Linked DNA regions of Homo sapiens: region 2 is linked to region 1. A link is a loop called in an ENCODE intact Hi-C map of the cell type or tissue named here. Cell type or tissue: PC-3. All regions are shown on one strand. Links, peaks and the distances in the headings refer to the core of each region. The heading gives the core; the rest is flanking DNA.

Evidence for each region. Peaks named below come from ENCODE experiments on the same cell type or tissue, not always from the same donor. Only the 100,000 strongest peaks of a DNase experiment are listed, where the experiment ranks them.
Region 2: a loop joins it to region 1, with 2.2 times the contacts of the local background. A loop is called at or near these places in 2 of 110 quality-filtered maps.

The regions. Positions count from the first base shown.
Region 1 is chr1:87,385,324-87,396,696 of GRCh38, forward strand. LOC105378833 (a long non-coding RNA gene) reads left to right here and starts at 5,872. Exons shown (of 4, transcript XR_001738133.2): 1 at 5,872-9,301; 2 at 10,827-11,123. In PC-3, for the core only: no CTCF peak of the experiment used is centred there; DNase peaks (open chromatin) are centred at 7,108 and 7,658; H3K4me3 peaks cover 893 bases; H3K27ac peaks cover 1,791 bases.
Region 2 is chr1:87,467,435-87,478,807 of GRCh38, forward strand. No RefSeq gene overlaps it. Among named protein-coding and RNA genes, the nearest start is that of LINC01364, 100 kb to the left of the region's middle. In PC-3, for the core only: no CTCF peak of the experiment used is centred there; a DNase peak (open chromatin) is centred at 6,067; H3K27ac peaks cover 924 bases.

The DNA of each region.
Region 1 (11,373 bases), core at 2,144-10,143:
CATCATTTCCTTCATCATCATTATCTTCAGAAAGCATAATGCTAGGACAGGATCCATATGACTTATGCTGCCTCTTAATCATTCCTTTCAACTGCTGCAGAAAAATCCTCTCCATGGCTCTGCTTGTGGTGGAGCAGAGTTCAGCATGCCCATTGCCAAGCTCACCGTACTCCCTAACAGCATCTCCACCTAGGCAGGTGTATCGTTTTGTACTTGAGCAGTGTGTTCTCTTGCACTTGAGCAGAACAGGAGGACTTGTCAAAGGCTGTTGCGCATAGTCCCATTGTGGATTTAGTCAACTCTGCAAAAACCTTAAACAGCTTCTTTTCCTGTTCCTGGGACTCACATTGCATCTGAATCCCAGGGTTTGGAGGAAGACCTATAAAAACGCTATTGACAGCAGGGTGAGGGCTCAGACAGGGATGCACAAATCCTTAGATCCTTACGTTAACAAGGAAAAAGCCTTAGACCCTCTCTGTTCTTCTTTCAGGGACCTTACTTAACAGAATACTTTGGGTCCTGATTCCTGTCCCCTCTGTTTAGTCACCCTGTCCTCTCAGCAGTCACTACATCACGTGCATACTTCTGTTATTACCTTCATGTATAACACATTATACAACCCTCATTTTTCCGTGGACTAGAACAATAGCTTAATTATCTGTGAATCTCTTGGACCTAGATCGGTGCTTGGTATTTATATATTGAGTGAGTAAGTGACTGAATAAAGGAAAGAATGTCATTTATATTGAGCAAATAGTAATTAAATGCAGAGTGAAGCTGTGTACATCTATCCCTGGCAAATAAGAAGGGAAACATTATGAGACTCTTGTATTTGTCAGAGGAGAAACAAAAAACAACATCTTTCATTGTGCTTAAAGAGGAAAAGACTCTGGGGGGTATTGCTCAGGGTACTCGAGTGGGATCCAGGGCTGGAGAGGTATTAAGATCTAAGATCTGTGTGTCTGCGTAGTGCATGTTTGAAAGTAAAGGTTCATATCTCGCTTTCTATCTCCCATTGCCTTTACTGACTTTTCCTTATTGCTCATATGGACAGAGATCATAAGGCACTCTAACTGACCTCAGTTCAAATAATCTGTCCTGTTATCAGATCAAGGGCCCAATTGTAGGGTTCAGAAAAAGCACCTCCACTTCCTTAGTTTTTCTTTAAGTGTGTGAACTTAGATTGGCTAGGCTACATGCCTAAAAGAGAAAACGACTTTTTAAAAAAATTGCACCAAGGTGTGTTTGTCAAACAGTAGAGCAAACAACTACATTTGATAGTGGTTGGGGAGGAGCTGGATTTTCCCCAGTCCTCTCAGTATCACAGTAACTTCTTTCTAGAGCATCTTAGACTTCCGTGGTTACCAGAGAATGGTCATTCAGAGCTTTGCCAGGAGTGCCTGTCTTGCATTGCATTCTGTGAAAGCCTCAACATGCATCCTTGCACCCTCTCTGACCTGCTCATTTTTATGGCTACAGAGCTGGGAAGCAAAGCTAGTGACATGTGGGGAGTTTCCATGTGCAAATGTCCACATCCTTCATTCATGTCCTTCAAGGGTTTCCTTTCACATTTTCTGATTGTGTTTCTGAGTACATGGTGTCAACAGCTCTCAGAACTGTTAAGTTTTCTATTTATCCTCAGGCCAGGAAAAGGCACAGATCACTGCAGTGTAAAATTACCAGTGATTTTGACAGTGACCTGGAAGAACTATGGAATGAAGAAATTTAGCCTTGAGAGCTGAGGTTCAGCCCCAGGCCCATCTTAACCAAGAAGTTCTGCTCAATTATACAGGTCACAGGAAGTTCTGCTAGTCTTAAAAATATTGAACTCATCAAACTTAAGTTCGGTGTTGTTGACACATCTTGATGAATGGCCAGTTTTGGACAACAACTACCGTATTTACTTGTTTATTTCCTCCTTTGTTCCATTCCTACTCAACCTTAATTTTGAAAAGTAATACTGAGTTTTAAAATTCGCTTTTTATTTCTTTTGCAGGGGCTCTCCAAGTCAGCACAAACTCTTCTGAAGGTTTGAAAAACTAGGTGAAATAGTAAAAATGGCCATATTTGCTGAAAATAGAAGACAGAGGACTTATTTCTCTGGAACTGTTCTGACCAAGCCTTTAGAGAGCAGATGTCATAATGGCTAAGAGCTCAGGCTTTAGAGCTGGACCATCTGGGTTGAACCCCAACTCTGCCACTTCCTACCTATGAATCTGTGGGCAAGTTACCCTCTGTGTGCCTCAGTTTCATCATCTGCAAAACAGAGATGGGAGCCATGATACCCACTTCTTTGGGCTGTTGTGAGTTAATAGGTATAAAGCAATTAGAATGGGGTCTGGCATGTAGAAGGTCCTCAATGAACATTAGCTACTCTATTAGTCAGCTTGCGCTTATAACAAAATACCATAGACTGAGTGGCCTAAACAACAGAAATTTATTTTCTCACAGTTCTGGAGGCTGAAACTGTGAAATCAGGGTGCCAACATAGTTAGGTTCTGGTGAGGGCTCTCTTCTCAGCTTGCAGATGGCCACTTTCTTCCTGTGTCCTCTCATGGCAGAGAGATCTTTCTCTCTTCTTCTCATAAGGCCACCAACCCTGTAAGATTAAGACTTCCTCTGCCTTAGGATGACCTCATTTAACCTTAATTAAATCCTAAAAGCCCTATCTCCAAATATAGTTATACTGGGGGTTAGATTTTAACATATGAATTTTAGAAAGACACAATTCAGTCCATAACAGCTACTATTTTTAATTAGCTTATAACTTAGAACTGTTGCAGATGTCTTGTGAATGTAGAATCACGAAGTTACTCTGGGCAGTATAGAAATACGTACTTAAAAAGGGAATTGTGCGAATAAATGGGGGATAGCTCAAGATAGTTGTGTTTTAATTAGAAGACAATTCTCATGTATTTCCTTGGTCTATCAAGCTACCATCTTAGAGCCCTTAAAAATGATCTTGAGGCTTCTATTTCTTCTTCTGCTCTTAGCTTACACTAACCTTGGTGAGTAGTTACTTTCTGAATGTAGTTTATTACCTTGCTTCCAAGGGCCATTTTAACTCTTCAGATATAATTTAGACACTGATGACTTGTTTTCTAACTGCAGGAGTTACACATTAAGGTCCCAAAAACTCCCCTGACTTTCCTCAGGAGGGTGGGAGTCCCAGAATCTCAAACACTGTTTTCTAAAATTCTTCTCACAAAATGCTTCCTTAATTTTCTCTTTCTGGGCCCTTTTATATCTTCATTGTGAGTGACAGATTTCAAGGATTATGCAACTGGTTCTTCTCTGTTTCTCTTTTTGGAAATTCTGCATATGGTCTAGCACTTCCTTTGGAATTCAGCATCAATTGTATCTTGGTACATCAGTCAAAACTTCCAATTTAACATCCTGTTACATTTAGAAATGCATCCTTTGTATCTCATCATGGTACACTGGATACAGAACATTTATAACTCTCCAAGCCTCAGTGTTGAGCCAATAGAGTTAGGGGTAGGTGAGGAAGGAAACTAACCTTTATTGAGTTTAAGTAATTTGTTTATTTCTTTTCACTAAAAACGGCAGAGCCAAAATTGCTCTCTTGGTCTGATGTTCTAAAACCCAGGGTCATTTGCTATATGACAAAGCACTCATGCAAAACCTATCCATGGAAACACTTCCTTACACACTTTCATCTTTAAACTTTCTTGGTAATATTAATCAGTCTCTTAAAATATGGTCAAATATTTTTGAGTTTTTGGTAAATCTAAGAAAATATTAAAAAATGAAGGCATTCTCTTTGCTCCTGATATAGCCTCTTTTTTCTACCTCATAAATAAGGAAAGGGTAACCTCTACTTTTATAGCCTTTGAAGGCTTTTTTTAAAACTATAAAATTAGTGACTTTGGCATGGCCCCAAGAGGATGTGTTTATTAACTTGGTTATAAATACTTGAACTCCACACTCTAAATTTAATTTGTCAGATAAGAGAATATTATGTTTACATGCATTTATGATTTATTACTTCCCTAATATCGATGTGAGTTTCAGAAACTAAAATATGGCTTTTATTTTCTAACTCCTAACAGGGAAGACAGAAAGAAGTGGGTCTTTTTGTTAAAATTCCTTAAAACCAGGTTTTATCCATACTTAGGCACATACCTATGAAACTGGGAGCACTAAGGAAAAACAGAAACTTCTAAAAGATCCTATAGAGGAAAAAAATGGTTACCTCCTAAACCCATCTTTACTAAAAATACAAAATTAGCAGGGCATGGTGGCTTGTGCCTGTAATCCCAGCTACTCAGGAGGCTGAGACAGGAGAATCACTTGAACCCGTGAGGCAGAGGTTGTGGTGAGCCAAGATCGTGCCATAACACTCCAGCCTGGGCAAGAAGAGCAAAACTCCGAAAAAAAAAGAAAAAAAAAAAAGGTAACCTCCTAGGGAATCAGAATCAGAATAGCTTTTGACTTCTTATTAGCAACATTGGATGCTAGAAGACAATGGAATAATGCCTTCAAAGTTCTGAGGGAAAATAATTTTGACCATAGAACTCTATTCCCAGCCAAACCACTAGTCAAGTAAAGAGGAAAAAGCACATCAAACATGGCATAAATTATAGTTTATAATTCTGAAAAAAATTAATTGAGGATGAACTCCAGCAAAAGAGAAACACCATGAAAGAGGAAGGCAAGGGATATCAGGAAGAGTCGGTCTAACTTAGAAGGGCAGAGAGAGAAGTTTCTGGATGACAGCTGGGCAGCAGCTGAAGAGCACACTGTCTAGATGGGAGCAGCATTTAGGAGACACCTGGGTGGATGTATCAGGCAGGAGATTGGTCTATGAGTGAAAATATTTATGTAATCATATAACCTCTATTTTTAGGCTTATATATTATTTTTAGCATTAATCTTTAGACAGATCCACAGAAGGCTTAATTAGGATTACAGAAAAGACCATAAATGCTATCCATTTTGACAATGTACATGTATAAACAGGGTTGACAGATACTGGGATGTGAAACGGGGGCATGGAGGAAGAGTGAAAGATAAGGATAACAATATTCTTATCTAACGTATATAAATGTGCTGAAACAGGAAAAAGGCATTGGATATATTATTTGACATTACAAATGTAACCGGTAAGACAGCCTAAGCTATAAGTCTTAGCAATTGGGAAGAGGAAAATAGATAAAGAGGAAGGAGGAAATGTAAGGTAATTAAATATTATTCAGAGCAGGGAGTGAATAGTGATTGTTTAAAGTTGGTAGAAAGAGAAATAGTGATATAACCCTGTTAGAGTTAAAAAGGTAAGTGCCAGAAAATCACAAAACAGATAAACAAAAATTCTTAAAAATGATTAACTGTGGGAGAGGGGCTGGGCATGGGGAGGAAACAGGTAGGAGACTGTGGCATTTTATTGTAAGTCCTTATTCAATATTTTTTAAGAGACTGTGTCTTGCTACGGTGCCCAGTCTGAACTCCTGGGCTCAAGTGATCCTTCCATCTTAACCTCCCTAGTAGCTGGGATTACAGGTGTACCACCATGCCCAGCCTATAAACTCTTATTCAAAATCTGAAATACTCCAAAAATCTAAAACTTTTTTTTGTTTTTTGAGATCGAGTTTTGCTTTGTTGCCCAGGCAGAGTGCAGTGGCACAGTCACGGCTCACTGCAGCCTGGATTTCCTGGGCTCAAGCCACCTCCACACCTCAGCCTTCCAAGTAGCAGAGACTACATGTGCACGCCAAAAATGTCTGACTAATTTTTATTTTAGTTGAGTTTTTGTGGAGATGGGGGTTTCAGTATATTGCCCAAACTGATCTCAAACTCCTGGGCTCGGGCTATCTTTCTGCTTCTGCCTCACAAAGTTCTGGGATTACAGGCATTAGACAGTGTACCCAGCCCCAAATTTGAAATTTTTGAGCACTGACATGACACCACATGTGGAAAACCCTACACCCGGGTTTAGGTGGTGGATTGTAGTCAAAATGCAAGTGCACAACACGCAGTTTATTCAGTAACCCCAAGAGAAAAATAAAGTTATCTTCAGGCTATGTGCAGAAGATGTGTATGAAACATAAATGAATTTCATGTTTAGATTTGGGTCCCATCCCCAAAATAGATCATTATGTATATGCAGATATTCCAAAATTTGAAAAAATTTGAGATCTGAAATACTTCTAGTCCCACACATTTCAGATAAGGGATACTCAACTTGTGTATACACAATATATAGACAGTCCCCAAATTATGGTGGTTCAGTTCACAATTTTTTGCCTTTACAGTGGGTTTATTGAGACAGCAAATGCATTTTAGACCCACAATGAGTTGTATTGGGAAGTAGTCCCATCATAAGTCTAGGATCATCTGTATATATGTTTTATTGTATTAAACAGCCCATTTTAGTATGTTGGCTATTTAAGCATTTCAGTCTGTCCTGGTGATGATAGCAGAGTAGATTGTAATCAAAGAAAACTGTTTGCCAGCAGGCAGATGCAGATCAGAATAAAGGTGAGGTTGGGTGCTTGTCGGAAAGACCGTCTCAGCCAGAAATCAGAATGAACTACATTTTTCAGGGTCGTGTTCCACATATTAAGGATATGCAAATTAGCTTCTCCATCAATTAACACAACCACAGAAGTCCAAAGAGGCAAAATCTGGAGCAGCAGGTGAGCAAGAAGAGGCACGGCTTGGAGCAAACCAGGGGGTACCTAGAAGATGGCTTGTGGTCATCACAGTGATGAGCAAGAGATGTAAGCCAGAAATATTCACCAGCTGGTTAGTTTAGCCTTAAAGGCTACTGACTGTGGGCCAGGCTAGACAGAAACAATCTGGGTTAATCTACTCAATTTAAATCCAGGCAGCGGGGAAAATGGATACTTTCATATGTCTCTGTACCCAACTATAAACTTTTGGTTCTCATGCACCATTTTCATTTTGCCTTCTCACTCCAAGTACCACTGATTTTACCAATTACTCTCATAATTGACTTTGCTACTGGAAGAAACTCTTAGAATGTTGGAATTTCTCTATTACACACTTTGCCTCAAAGAATGTGTCAGTCAGGACTAAAGCAATAGTCTCAGGGCAGACAGCCAACCTACATCTGATGACAACATTGCAGTACAGTAGTCACAATATGCTGACTTCTGAGCAAGCCCGTGGCACTACCCTGGAAGGATGGCCCCAGAGAAGCTGGGATATGCAAGCTACCCGCCTCATAGTTCGGAGACCATTGAGTGGAAAGTGCTTCCCCTTTGTTCTTTCTGTTTATTCACAAGTGGGTGAAATGGATTTCTGAGTCTCCTAGCCTAAAGCAAGTTTTGGCTTGATGACTTTTATGGGCATTTATGTTTACTTTGTAAAAGTGTAAGAAACAATAAGTTATAGTAATATGGGGGAGTGGGAGGTTAGTAGTTGTTTAAATCTTTTTAAAAAGAATGCATTTGCAAGAGATTAATGTTTATGAGTGGCTAGGACATTCAGAGAGCATAAAGTGCTTTTAGGGTGTGTTGAGATGGGGAGTTTTCAAATGAGCCCAGAGTTTCTGAATTCCTTGAAGCCATTCTGATAATTTCTTTGAAAGAAAACTTGCCCCTGTAAACATGTTTGCTGTGTGTCTGTTCCATCGTTGCAGGGCTGGTTCTAACGCTACATCAGGAAATGGAATTCTTGGGCACAGTAATAATAGAGAAGTGAGTCATTGGATTAGAAGGTCACCTATCCAGACGAATCAGTGGGAAATTAGTTCTATGGTCTGTTTGGTTTGGTAATAAAAGGAAGTATATTTCTCCAATCGATAAAGTTCCTAGTTCTTTAAAAATTTCTCTCAAATCCTTGGTAGGACATACTTAAGACTACAAACTTGTCATTTTCTAGCTGGGGAAGATGGTTCCTTAAAAAGGATCCTGTTTGTCACCACCCTGTGGGCACTTTTTTGAATTCTTCATTTGAAGGGCCTTGGAAACCATTTCATCATGCCTCACCATATGAATATATAATGTTTCCTAAGTACTGAATAGTTTTCCTTCATTCTGGGTCCAAGGGGTGGCAGTTGAAGACAGGCTGGGAACTGCTACCAATCATCACAGTGGCCTGGTTTCAGAAGGGCTCTATGTTCATCTCCCCTCGTTTTTCTTCTCTTACCTCTGTTGGGAGATCATCTGCAGAAATCCTTCTGTGCCCTTCAGTAGACTTGGCATCAAGGAAGACTGAGGTTTTCCAGCTCTCCAGTGGCAAAGACCTGGGGCTGTCACTGGGGAGGCTGCACCTGGGCTGGACCCGTTTGTACTGATGGCACTGGGTCCTGCACTATCTGTGCAGCCCTAAAAATAGCTCTCAATTAACATTGCATTTCAAGAATTGGAAAATTTCCCAGAAGTCCATTCTTTCTTCCTTTTCTATTTCATTACATTTTGCAGTAATAATACACAAGCCTCCAGAAAACATGACGGGTAATGAAAAAATGTAATTAATATAAGCAGCGTAAAGCATGTTTTTTTTTCTCTGTTGTCCTTGCAGAAAATTGCTGCTTTAAACCAAGCAGGATATGAAAATGCATAAACCCCCCCTAATCTGCTGTGGTTTGTAAATATCTTATGCAAAACAGTTAAGTCAACTGTCAGATTTTTTTTTTTTAACATTAAGCCACATATTCTTGTAAAATTTGTTTCCCCTGCAGGACAAGTGGAGTGATTTAGATAAGTATTTGTGAGGGGGAAGAAATGGCAGTGATGGTAAGGTTTTTCAACAATAAACCTAAAAGCAGAAAGAACCTCCTTTTTGAATTGCTGGTCTGTCCATTGGTTTCATCTGAATGGCATTGTGTGCTGCCTCTAGGTACACTCAATTTTGGTATAGTACTTGCGAAAAGTAAATGTCCTTGCTACAATTTCACACCAGTACACCTTATCCCATTCATTGAAATAAAGTGATTAAGACGCCAAGAGGCTGTGGTATAGTCAACATGCTGGAGACCATTTTGGTTGACTTATCTGTACCACTAGTAATTATCTATAGGTGTTTGACTAAGAAGCCACAATAGAATTTCAAAACTGAAATACAGAGCATTATTCTGAAAACATCTTCCAAGGCCAGTGCTTACGGTTTGTTCGCATTTGTTCTTTTCTTTGTCCTTTAACAGCAACAACAACAAAAACTACAGTTAATATAACTTATGGGTCATTGTTAATTTCTATCTTGTCCTGAGTTCTAAAGGTTTCCTACGGCCTGGATGTGCGTGAACTTTCAGATTTCGCTCTCTGTGGAAACTCCTGGCCTTGTCACCACTGTGCCACTAGGCTCCCTCGTGAAGGTAGGGTTCCCCCAGCTGAAAAGCAGCGCCTCTCTCCTGTGGCCTTCTGAGCTGCCGTTTGGAGTCCCAGATGTAAGAAATGAAATAATCCACGCTCAGACAGTCACAAAGTGCCCATCTGGCACCCAGAATGCTTGTGAGATAGAAGCACACAGGCGTGAGCTCACTTTTGCTGTGGCATTTCATAAACAGAGCTGCAGCCTGCTAAAGAAAGACGTTGGGATGATAATAATCACTTTCCACTCCCCTCCCTTTTGTGCCTGCTCCCTTCAAAACACACACACACACACACACACACACACACACACACACACACAGCCTTAGCTTTTTTAAAACATAGGGGCTAGGGAGAAAAAAATAGAGAGCCATCCTCAAAAAGGTAACATTTTTTTTCAGAGGGTCTGAAGGAGAAATTTCCATTAACAGCTAAATCCCTCCCCACCACCTCTCCAGCCTGTGTTACTGTTTTTATGCCCTCCATCCTAGGATGCACAGGCAATGATGTGAAATGTGACCAGTCAACTATTAGCTAACTCACTCCTTGTACATCACCCTAAAAATCAGGAAAAGCAGCAGTGGGAGGGATTACATAAATCACGCACTGCTGCATTGCTTTCTAGTCCTGAAACCAGATTCACAGGAGAGCCTAATAAAGGACCTCAACACTTCTTCTTTAGCTTCCTTTTGTGTATTTGAGCCAAAGTAGGAGTAACAGAAGCCCAACCAAGGGGGTGTTGTTCAGAGAACACCTCGGGATGAGTGTGTTCATGTGTGAATGCAGAAGGGTGACCGTCCCTACAAATGCTTGCAACTGACATTCAACCCCAAGTTATAATTAAGGAGCAAGGCAGATGTGTAAACTAAGCCTGCTGGGGCAGGGTGTAATTGTTATATCAGATCCCCATTACTCTATGGCTCTAACTCTATTATTATTATTATTATTATTTATTTATTTTTTTAGACGGAGTTTTTGCTCTTGTTGCCCAGGCTGGAGTGCAATGGCGCGATCTCGGCTCACCACAACCTCCACCTCCCGGGTTCAAGCAATTCTCCTGCCTCGGCCTCCCAAGTAGCTGGGATTACAGGCATGTGCCACCACACTTGGCTAATTTTTTCTATTTTTAGTAGAGACAGGGTTTCACCATGTTGGTCAGGTTGGTGTCGAACTTCCGACCAGGTGACCCACCCATCTCGGCCTCCCAAAGTGCTGGGATTACAGGCGTGAGCCACCGCACCCGGCCAACTCTATTATTTTTAAAAAACACAGATTTCTAAAACATGTAGTACCCAACGACAAGAGTGAGACCCCTAAAGTAACAGATGACTATGGACACTGTGAAGAAGTCGAGCAACAAGCATGGGGCTTCAATGAAAGACTGGTAAAGTCATGTTCTGATTTGTATTATCATAGCATTAAAATGAGGAATAAAATCACCTTAGACATTTCACTTGATGTTGTTCTGAACTATAATAAAAAAAAATCAGGTTGCATTATCCTTCCCAAATATCACATCCGCTCTCTCAGCAGGTCTAGCCTTGCAAGGAGATATTTTCAAAGTAACCAGAGTTTTCGGCCCCAGAGCAGAGAATGATCACCATAACACAGGCAGCGTCCATCCCTAGCCCCTGCTGACCAAATGGCATGCAGGAGAAATGAGGTGGCTGGAAGATGTCTCCGTGGAATAGAGGTTCCTAGACTCATGAACCTTAGGGAGGAAGAAACAAATGGCTCTCTCCTTGGGGAACTTTCTCACTCTTCTCCGGCACCGCTCCTGCCTTTCCAGAGAATGGGGTCTGCTTGTTTGCAAATCCAGAGTACCAAGTGGGTAGCACAATGCGATGTTTGTAAATATGATAAACCATTACAATATTATAGCTTTTCATTTGGAAAGCCATTTAGGCAAGAAATGATTACTGACCCATGATATGTAAATGATGGAAATGCAGAAATTAGTATTTGGGTCAACTCATGTATTTTTCAACCATGAAATGAAAATCTCAGTGCTCACATTCCAATTCATACATGAAAGCATCACGGTGCTATTAGTTGACTATTGTGTTAATTTATTATT
Region 2 (11,373 bases), core at 2,197-10,196, 82 kb after region 1:
TCTCTACTGAAAATATAAAAAATTAGCCGGGCGTGGTGGCACGCGCCTGTAGTCCCAACTACTTGGGAGACCGAGTCAGGAGAATCACTTGAACCTGGGAGGCAGAGCTTGCAGTGAGCCAAGATGGGGCCACTGCACTCTAGCCTGGGGGACAGAGCAAGACTCCATCTCAAAAAAAAAAAAAATAAGAAACACAGAACCTCGGGCCTTGTCCTAGACTTACTGACCCTGTCCTGGAGATACGTATTTCCATTCAAAGTCTAAGGAGCACCACTTGCTCAAGATCTCTTCTGCATCCAAAAGTGCATGCATGTGTGTGGGCACACACAGGGGCCAACTCTCCCACTGGAAATCGCTGCTGAATGATGAGAGTCGGTCATAGCCTTCAGAAGAGAAGGATGGAAAGTATCATCATAGAGGATTCTAATTTGTCTTGCCAACACCTATGAAAGGAAGCAAGAGCAAATGTGGGTAGTTACCCTAGTGAGACAACCATCCACATTTACCTGGACAATGTAGGTTCTCTGAAGAGCAAATCAAGTCATTTGACCCATTAGGTCACCTCTCTCCAAAATATTCCTTGTGACACTCACTGATCTTATGTGGCAGGGCTTGACCCAGAGGTAGGTGGGCTAGGCCTTTGCAAAACATAACTTGCAGGGCATCAGGAAGTGATTCTGAAAGTGCTATCTGAGTGACTTATTGAGTCTGAACTCCACCATCAGAATTGGTCATTTGGGTTAGCTTCGGATGTTTTGTTAAATATTGAGTCTACTGTTGCTGCTCAAACTGCTTCCCCTCGCGTGGGTGAAGTGCTTTCTCATCTCTCTCTTCTGGTGTCTCTCCCAAACTCTCTTCCAGAGCCAGCTCAGTTACCCTGACACTTCCTCCGATTACTGCTTAGTCTTGTTTCTGATTATACTAATTTTATATTACATTCATTTGGCTCTGAAAAGATACTCTTGTCTTCTTCTTCTTTTATTTTTTTCTTTGCAGCTCCAGCTCAAAGAAATCCTCTGTTTTATTATAGTCGGCCCTCTTTATGCAAGGGTTCTGCATCTGCGGAAAATACTATTTTTGATCTGTGGTTGGTTGAACCTGCAGGCACAAAAGGCCAACTCTACTACTCCATTTTATATAAGGGACTTGAGCATCTGCGGATTTTGTTATGGAGGCGTAGTGTCCTGAAACCAGTCCCCCTCAGATACTGAGGGATAACTGTATTTCATATAGGCTATCTTTCTAATTAAATTTTCAAGTCCATTGAGGGCAGAGGCCTATCCTATTTGTTGTATCCTAGCCTTCATCTCAGGGCACTGTATCTAGAATGGGGTCCAATAAACTTTTTTTTTTTTTTGACACAGAGAGTCTCACTCTGTCACCCAGGCTGGAGTGCAGTGGCACAATCTTGGCTCACTGCAACCTCCACCTCCCGGGTCCTCCCGGGTTCAAGCGATTCTTGTGCCACAGCCTCCTAAGTAGCTGGAATTACAGGGGGGGCGCCACCATGCCTGGTTAATTTTGTATTTTTAGTAGAGATAGGATTTTGCCATGTTGGCCAGGCTGGTCTCGAACTCCTGACCTCAAGTGATCCACCTGCCTTGGCCTCCCAAAGTGCTGGGATTATAGGCATGAACCATTGTTCCAGGCCCCAATAAACTTTTAAAAGTATATATTAATAGTATCATCATCAGTTGTTAATGGTTCTGTGTGCTGGTGTTTTCCAGGTGCTGGGCATTTCCCACATGTCAGCTCACATGATCTTCACAATTAACCTGTGCAGTTCCTGTCATCCCCATCCTGAGAGGAGGAGATCAAGGCCCAGGGACCACAGGGGATTTGGCAAAGTCACAGGGCTAGGGTAGGGCCAGGCCAGATTTGAACTCAGATGATCGGCAGTGTCTATAATATTATGGGAATTAATGTTCCCTTTGCTGCCTGGTGAGAACACCTCAAATAAGGGTGCTAGGAGGAAAAGTCTGGTTTGGGAGAGGGGCAGAGGACTAGGTCCCAATGAGAAAGCATTGCATATATCATATCAGGAAAGTGGTTTATTTCTCTGCATCCCAGCTTCCCAATCTCTGAAATGGGAGTGGTTATCCCTAAGTCACTGGAGATCCAAAAAAAACTCAACAGACTAGTAGGGTTCAGGAAGCATCAAGGAAGGAAAAGGGCACTACCTGTAAATTCTGACCTCGGGGGCAGTTCTGGGAGTTGGGGTCCTTAGATGCTCCCGTGGGGGAGGTTTTGTTTATAACCAACCCACTGCAGGGCTGTGCTTTTATTTATTTATTTCTAAAAGGAATAGAGGCTCCTCTAGGCTGGCTCTCATACCTGGAGGAGCACACCACAGAGGTCCATCTCCCACCTTATGACATCAGAAAGGGCAGCTTTATTCCTCACCCTCAAAGCGCAGAAGCTGGAAATTGCTCCTTTATGAAACTACTCTTGAGAAAACTCACACTAAAGGGGTCTGGGTTACTTCCTTGACGCCCACCGCAAAAATTTTTGCTTTTTCATAAATCAAAAAACAGAACAAAACCCTCCAAAACTATGATATTCTGGCTTCAGGAAGAAGTGGACCTAATGTAATTCTTCTCTCAATCAATAGTCAATGAGGGATTTTAATTCATGAACACAATTAACATGATTACTGTGACCCCTATGGAGTCATTGCATTTTATTGCTCATTGCATGAACTGGATTTCCATATTTAGGAAGGAAAGCAAATAATATCAGCAGTCTTGTGTAGCTACATAAAATTCTTTCCTAAATATGTAGTGCTTTTCTAAGGATCCTTTTTGACTAAGTGATTCAACCTAATGTCAAAATGTTTTACAGATATATATTCATCCCCCCAATTAAAACAAATGTTAAGGAAAAGGAAACAAAGTGAAGATGTTCAATCTTTCTGTCAGAGCTGACCATGCATATAGTCTTCTTTGAACTGGTCGCAAAGGGAGATTCTAACTATTTGAGCAATTCTGACCATTAGAGCAATTTATTTGGAATAAGGCATTGTCTCTAGAAGGAATTTATTAAAAATACAGGTTATGTGGGCCTAGTAACACAATTCCCACAATAATCATTATTCTAGCTGCATGAATTACTTTATCAGATTAATAAGCTGTCACCTATCAGACAATATGGCTCTGAGGAAATAAGACATATTTTAATGGACATCATTGTCTTAAATATGAAGCAGTTCTATGAGACTGGCTGGCTTGCTTGGGGGGCCTGTGCTGGGGGTCTGGCAGGCTGGAAGACCAAAAGTCACTGAATAAAAAGAAGAAGCAGAGGAGCGAGAAGTGAGGGGAACAGTAAAATCCAACTTCTAGTCTCTTCACAATTTTGCCTCATGTCACCCTAGTCTTGTTTAAATGTTTTAATATACAAATGACCAATATGGTCTCTTTTTTTGGCCCATACCTCCAAAAAATAAGTTACTTGTACCAAAATTAAAAGTGAAATGACTCCCCTGCCCATTCCTTTCAGGAATGTTCATCGGTATCTTGTTCTTTTCTCTGGGCACACAGCTGAGCAGAATTTCCCAGCTCTCTGTGCCTAAGTGGGGGCAAGCAACTGAGGGCTGGACACCAGAGTGTGGCCATATAACACTCCACACTGACTTCTATCTTCCCTCTTTCCTCCCCTGAATGCCCAGAAACCAAGGACTGCAAGACACAAGAAAGATGAAGGAAGCCCTTGCCAGTGGAAGCCTGGGTCCCTGTGTTACCACTTGGAGAAGGGCCACCCAGGATTGGTTTGTCTTAGTCCATTTGTGCTGCTATAACAAAATACCACAGCCTGGATAATTTACAAGGAAGAGAAATTTATTTCTTACAGTTCTGGAGGTTGGGAAGTCCAAGATCAAGGTGCTGGCAGGATCAGTATCTGGTGAGGGCTGCTGTCAGCTGCCTTGTTGCTGCATCTTAAGAAGGGATAGAATACTATGTCCTCACTTGACAGAAGAGATGAAAGGGAAAGGGAATGAACCCACTCCCTCAAGCCCTTTAAAAGGGCCCTAATCCCATCCATGAAGCCCTGCCCTCATGACTTAATCACGTTTCTGTTTTTTTTTTTCTTGAGACAGAGTCTCTTACTCTGTCACTCAGGCTAGAGTGCAGTGGTATGATCTTGGCTCACTGCAAACTCTGCCTCCTGGGTTCATGCAATCCTCCTGCCTTAGCCTCCTGAGTAGCTGGGATTACAGGTGCCCACCACTACGCCTGGCTAATTTTTGTATTTTTAGTAGAAACAGAGTTTCACCATGTTGGCCAGGTTGGTCTTGAACTTCTGGCCTCAAGTGATCCTCCTGCCTTGGCATCCCAAAGTGTTGGGATTATAGGTGTGAGCCACCATAACTGGCCTTAATCACCTCTTAAAGGGCCCACCTCTTCATGCTATCCCGTGGGCAATTAAATTTCAGCATATGACTTTTGGGGGACACATTCAGACCCTAGTAGTGGCTAGCCAGGAACACCCACCTTGGACTTGGCATTTGTGAAAAACAGAACTTGATTGGGCTAAGCCATTGAGATCTAGGGGTCTTTTATCGTGTCATGCAGTATTATTTACCTTTACTACTGCAACTTACTATATTGGTGTTTGTCATCATTCTATTGCAGGATACTTAAATCTTTTGTGCAAAAGAGGTCTTTAAAATGATTTTTAAAGAAAGAATAGGATATATATATCAGTAGCTTCAGTTTGCTAAGGACTTTCTATCAGACACTTTAAGTGCTTTGCATTCTTATTTAATCTCCATAACAATCTTTGGGGGTAGATTTACTATCCCCATTTTACAGATGAGGAAATAGACTTAGAAAGTTTATTGAAGAACTTGCTTCAGCCAGACTGCTAATGAGTGATGGCACTGCGATAGTGATCCAGCCAATCGCGTTCACACTGAGCTCCTTACCAGTGTGCGATTCTATTCTTATGGTTACTCAGGGAAAACAGGATGAGACCATGGAGCGACACGACAAGATCACGCCATGAACTGAGGAAAAGTCCTGGCCTTTAGAGGAAAAAATTATCATATCTCTCTGCTCACAAAATAGTTGAGAGAACGTTTTCTTTATCTCCATTCCACACCTAAAAAATATGGAATTGATTTTCTGTGATTTCCCTTTTCTGCCCTCCATTGAAAGCCTTGATTATGCCCCAGTTTTCTGCAAGGATAAAATTCTTACTGCTGAGTTATACATTCTGCAGATGAGGAAGTTATACCTAGGTTTCAACTGTGAAACATTTACTCCTCCATTGATACATGTGTGTAACTCCCATCAGGGGAACACTTTTCTTAGAGGAAAAAATACTTAGTTTCTATAGAGGCAAAACAAGGAAAAAGGTGGACATGACGTGTGGCAAAAACAAGCACCCTGAAGGGCGAGGGAAAAGAAAGAATGAAGCTAAGTACATATAGTTTATTTGTTGTTGTTGTTGTGGATAGGGAATGTTGAATTTCAAGTTTTCTTTTTTAAGCAGAGAATGCAGAATTTTGCCTAACTGATCGCTATCATTATTGCTGTCATTGGAATTCAACAAGAGAATGCATGTAGAAGGGGCTTCGTAAGACAGTGGTGCACCACACATGAAAGATACTATGATTATAGCCTTTATTATTAGGATGGTGCAAAAGTAATCATGGTTTTTGCCATTAAAATTAATGCAGAAACTGCATTGTGATAGGATGTGGCAAAGTAGAAGTAAGTGGTAGCTTAGAACATAGGCTATGGAGGCAGAGTCTGGGCTTAACATTTTGGTGCTGCCTTTACTAGCTCTGCAACAGTTTGGTCAAGTTACCTAAACTTTCTAAGCTCCAGATTCCTTCTTTGTCAAATGCAGATAATGTTATCTTCCTCATTGTGTTTTGAGAATGACACATGATAATACGCATCTGTGAAAGGTTACTTGTTTTAAGGATGGTGATGTTGACTCACATGAAAAACAAGGAAACAAGTGAGTCAATAATAAAAACATATAGTTACTTACATGCTTTTATTATATAAGTTAGCATCAGTTTTATGGATTGGAAGGATAAAAACAAACTCAGAAGGAATCCTAGAGAGATTTGGCTAGGCAGTGACTCAGAGATCAGGTAGATAAGGCTCCCTGCGGAGTTGGGACTTGAATAGTGGGGAGGTAGAAGGAAACCACAAGTGAATCCAGCCATTTTGCATGACCTTCAGTGTAACTTCAGATTTGGTTCAGGTCTCAGTAAGCACCTGCTCGCCAGAGAGGGAGTGAGGCTTCCATAGCACTTGGCTAGAAGCAGAAATGGGCATGTAGGGGAAGACAGGGCTCATTGTAGGCCTGAGAGAGAGAGAGAGGACAGTTAAGACAGTCTCATGAGATCCGCTGGAGGTTCAGGGAGGTCCCAGACCACCCTGGACTTTCCCTGTAGGCCAATCCTTCATGTTCCAGTTATTGAACGCCCATTCTACTGCAGGAACTGATCATAGTTATTAGAGTTCAGAAAATAAAGTTTCCCTGTTATTTATTCTGGAATTTGTCTTATCCTTTCAATATTCTACAAGTCTCCCACCAGTCTGCTAAAGAATATCACTTCTCTGAGGAACAGAATGGTCTGCTTCTGATACTAAAAGTAAGATGTTTGTTTTTGAAGCAACATAGATTCAAATAGGGATAACAATTCTTTGTGGAAAATAAAAGCATCTTTATATTTACTTGAGTAAACAGAAAAAATAGTGCAATTGAAATGATTTCCCACCTGCCAAACAAAACAGTTTTCTTTTGTAAGTCCTATTCCATATACGAGGGTGGTCAAAGCAAAAGGCTGCACAAAGGGAATAGTGATGAATTCAGCTAGTGGGAGCCACTGTGCCTGCCGACAGTTCACTCGCTCCATTATATTCCACTGCGGCAAGAGAAAGTCACCCTGCAACCTGGACTGACAGGCTCAGCTGCTTGGCAAATGTCAGTTCTCTTCTCAAAGAGCCATGTTTTTCCTGGGAGTTAATTTGTGGGCGTTTCATGTTGGTTGAATTGGGCCTAAAGTCAAAGCAAAACTTTGGAGAAGCTGTGATGCATCCCAGGTTAAACCAGAACTATTTATTGCAGCTTCCCTTTTTGGCCACGTAGTTCTTGTCCTACAGAGCGGCTGGGATTTTCCACTGAAAGTGTCTGCTTATATCTTGGGAGGTAGGTCGTGAGGACCTCTAGCCTTCTTCTTTTCCTGTGGCTCTCTTTGGAGGTCGGGACAAGCTGACCCACCAACGCTCCGCAGGACCAGCCACAGGCAGAATGCTGCAGGACATGAAGTTTGCCTTTTACAGCCCCATACCTGTACTATTTTCACCTTTCTCAATCCCTAGGCCTTCCCAGACCTACCCAGGGGCTTCTGGCTATGGTGCCTGGCTCCTTCGCTATGGCACTAAACCTAGCCCGCCTTGATTTTTAAAAATATAGCAACAATCATCACCACAATTACCATTTACTGGCCCTTCGTTATGTGCCTGACATTATGTCGCACATTGTATTCATATTTTTCTCCGTGACTGTGTGAGCTCAACAGCTATAAGAAGTGGCTATACATGCAGTGAATACCTTTGGTTTCCTCTCTGTCTCCTTGCCTACTCCAGGAGGTCTCGTGCAGGCCAGTTGGCATGACAGCTGCGTCCCTTTGCCTGAGGGGGTGCCCTCGCCTCCTGAGAAGATGGTAAATTGAGGGCTAAGCTAGAGGTGCTCAATCCAGGAGTGATCCTCAGCCTTTGAGGGGTAGGAATTTCTGGGAAAATTTATTGACTTCCTATTCCCCACGGTGGGACAATTCTGGGGTAGGTTCCCAGGTCTCCCAGAGGGTCTTCAAAAAGATTGACAGCAGTGGCCTCATGGTAACCTCATGGCAACCACTTTCATTGGTTTGTCCCCTGTCCCTTCTGTCTCACTTACCAATTCCCTCTCATTGCTCTCTGGGATTTCTGCCCAAACTTGTTCTCAATCCTTGTGTCATGATTTGTCCTTGAAGGAATCTTCACCAAGATACTGCATGATTGTCCTCCCAGAACAGGAGAGAAAGAGAGCTTTGGGATGCTGACGTGCATGAGGACATGTAGCTGGTGAGTGGCCAGCAGGACTTGAATCAGGACCATCACTTATGTTTCCATCAGAATCAGTCTGGGCGTATTTTTCTAGTTAGTTAATCAAATTAATTAGTGTGTAGCTTTTTTGAAAATGATTTAAGCCTTTAGAACATATCCTAATACTTCCTTCTTCTATCAAATCTATTTGTCCTGTATCTCATTCCATTGAGACTCAGGATTTAACCAGCAATATAATTATATACAAATATAATAAATTAATTAATATTGCAATGCTATAGCTGAAAGTGATGAAATGTAGTATGCCTCTAGATGTATTCATACTTTACACTAGACTTTTCCAATTGCAGTGCCTTAACTTAAAGGAAGAACTGTTAGTAGAATTTCAGGCATCTAAGTAGTCAAGGAAACCCCCTCTCCATGCTCTCCAATGGACTTTTCCTGAGCCCCTTATACATCTTTCCATTTGCTAACTCTACCTGCTGACACTGATGCTTTATCTAATCATCAGTGGGATTCCTCTTGAATTGGAAGGCAAAGTTCAACCCTGAATGTGTGCTGGCCTGGTTCCTTCTCAGTGACAAAAACATGCAACTGTCTCTTCTTTACCTCTCTGGCTCATCAGGGGACATGGAGGAACTGTTTACGTGCCTTGGTTTCCTAGCCTGTGAAAGGAAGATAACCCTTGTTCCAACATGCTTTTCAGCGGGTGATGTGAAGATAAATGTGATAACGTCTACAAAGTCCTCCGAATTCTTGGGATGAAAGGCGCTATGTAAATGGAGCACAGCCCTGTTATGATTAAAGTTTAATGCAGCAGCTCTCAGGCCTATACAGGGAATGCAGTCTGGCTGGAAGATAGGATTGCTGAGTTGTCCCCTCTAATCATTGTCCCCATGGATTCACCATCCAGCAGCCTCATCTTAGAAATGCCCATCCATTCCGTTCATTCAATTTGGTTTTTATTTTCAAGAGACCAGTTACACAGTTACGTTTTGCCCTTCACATTCTTCAGCTATGGGGGTCAGGTTTTAGAAAACACATATGTACAAACGTACATTGCCACCTAATTTATGACCCAACTCCTGGAGGGCCTGAGGACTAGATCAGCAACTAGACATTCAGATATAAATTCTGCACTGAAAAGAATATCCTTGAACCTCTGCATGTTTGTGTGTGGCCTGAAACACAATCATGCATCGGCCATTTTCTTTTCTTTTCTTTTCTTTTTTTTTTTTTGAGACAGTCTCGCACTGTTGCCCGGGTTGGAGTGCAATGTCGCCATCTTGGCTCACTGCAACCTCTGCCTCCTGGATTTAGGCGATTCTCCTGCCTCAGCCTCCTGAGTAGCTGGGATTACAGGCACCCACCACCACGCCTGGCTAATTTTTTGTATTTTTAGTAGAGACGGGGTTTCACTATGTTGGCCAGGCTGGTCTCGAACTCCTGACCTCGTGATCTGCCTGCCTTGGCCTCCCAAAGTGCTGGGATTACAGGCGTGAGCCACCGCACCTGGCCCAAGCATCACCCATTTTCAAAACAACAAGCTATACAATTTTCCTTTTTGTGACAGAATTGGAACTACTGGATTTCTCAGTAAAAGCAAAACAAAACAACCATAGAAAAATACCACCGTCTCCTTCTCAAATTAATTCTTTCAGTTTATGCTCCTAACTCCATAAAAATGTGGTTTAGCTTTTGAAGTTTTTATTAATATTTATAATGCCCTTTTGGTGCCCTTGAACCACACAGAAATAGAGCCCTGATATAAATACCTATCTTCTAGGTGGATTGTGGTATACCTAAACTCAGCCATTAACTTTGAAGTTTTTATGTATATATATATATATTTGACTTTGCTTTGTTTCTCTCATTTCTTGATGCAAAAGTTTATATTTTAAATACTTTTTAAAATGCAAATTTTAATAGCTTATATTTTATTTTCAAAAGTAATGCATGCTTGTAAAAATACACTGATATGGATATAGAAACGAAGGGAAAAAAACCTCTTCTTCCAGACACATGTCTAAAATCCTGTTGCCAAGGGTAAATCATGCACTTTAAGTCCTTTTAAATTAGGGCCTTGTTAGTTTGAGGGATTGAAATTGTCTTAAGAAGCTACTAACTAGTCATATTTCTTTATTTCTAAATATTGAAGTAAAAAAACTGTGAAAGATTTCAAAAATACAGAAAACTATACAAAATTATAATCATCCATAAGACTACTGCCAAAAGGTAATCAAGTTGTAACATTTTAGTGTACTTCTTTCAATATTTTTCTCTGCCAATATGGTAGAGATGGTACAATGGTCCCTTCAATCCCTCCATATTATATTGTGACAATTTTCTAATGTTAAGAGACATTTTGTCATTGGGCGCAATGGCTCATGCCTGTAATCCCAGCACTTTGGGAGGCCAAGGCAGGAGGATCACTTGAGGTCAGGTGTTCGAGACCAACCTGGCCAACATGGCGAAACCTCGTATCTATTCGAAATACAAAACTTAGTTGCGCATGGTGGCACGCAGCTGTAATACCAGCTACTTGGGAGCCTGAGGCAAAAAATAAACATTCTTTCAAAAAAACATAATTTTGAATGGCTGCAAAATATTCCTTTGCAAATGCTTCGTATTAAACTTTTTCCAGACAATGAGAGGGAATATTTAGCCCTCTCACCTCGTGTTTTCCTTGTGAGGGAGGGGCCCTTCTTCAATGACCAGGAAGGAGACATATAAATGGAACCGTCATTTGTCACCTCTCTGAATCCCCTCCCTCCTTCCTTCCAAAGGCAGAGTGACTCCTCTGGCTGCTGAGATGGAAAGAGGTGTCAGTTCAGTCACTCTCCACAGCAATCCTGCGACACCCTGAGGCTTGTGTTTCGTCTCCTTGGAATGGCTAGTTGGGCCCCACCATGTGGCCAGCTTCTCTGTCAAGACTCACTTATTCTGGCATGTTCTTGCTCCTGCAGAGGGCAGGCCTGCAGTTGGGGATGGAAGTGTTTAATTCTGAAGGAAAAGTGGTAGGCTTGTAGCCACAGGTTGAGCTGCTTCTCTAATGCAGTTTAGTCAACCTTTAGGATTATAGATAGATGTTCATCAGCTGGATTCCTGTATTTGTCTCTCAACTTGCTCCTAACTTAGATGAGGGGAGATAGTGAGTCAAGAGAAAAAAATGTAATGATTAATAGTTATAGCCCTATACCTCAACTAATGTTACTATAGCTAACATTTATTTAGTATTTATTCTGGATCAAGCTGCATTTTCTCATATAATTCCCCCAACAACCCTGTGAGGTCATGGTATTATTGT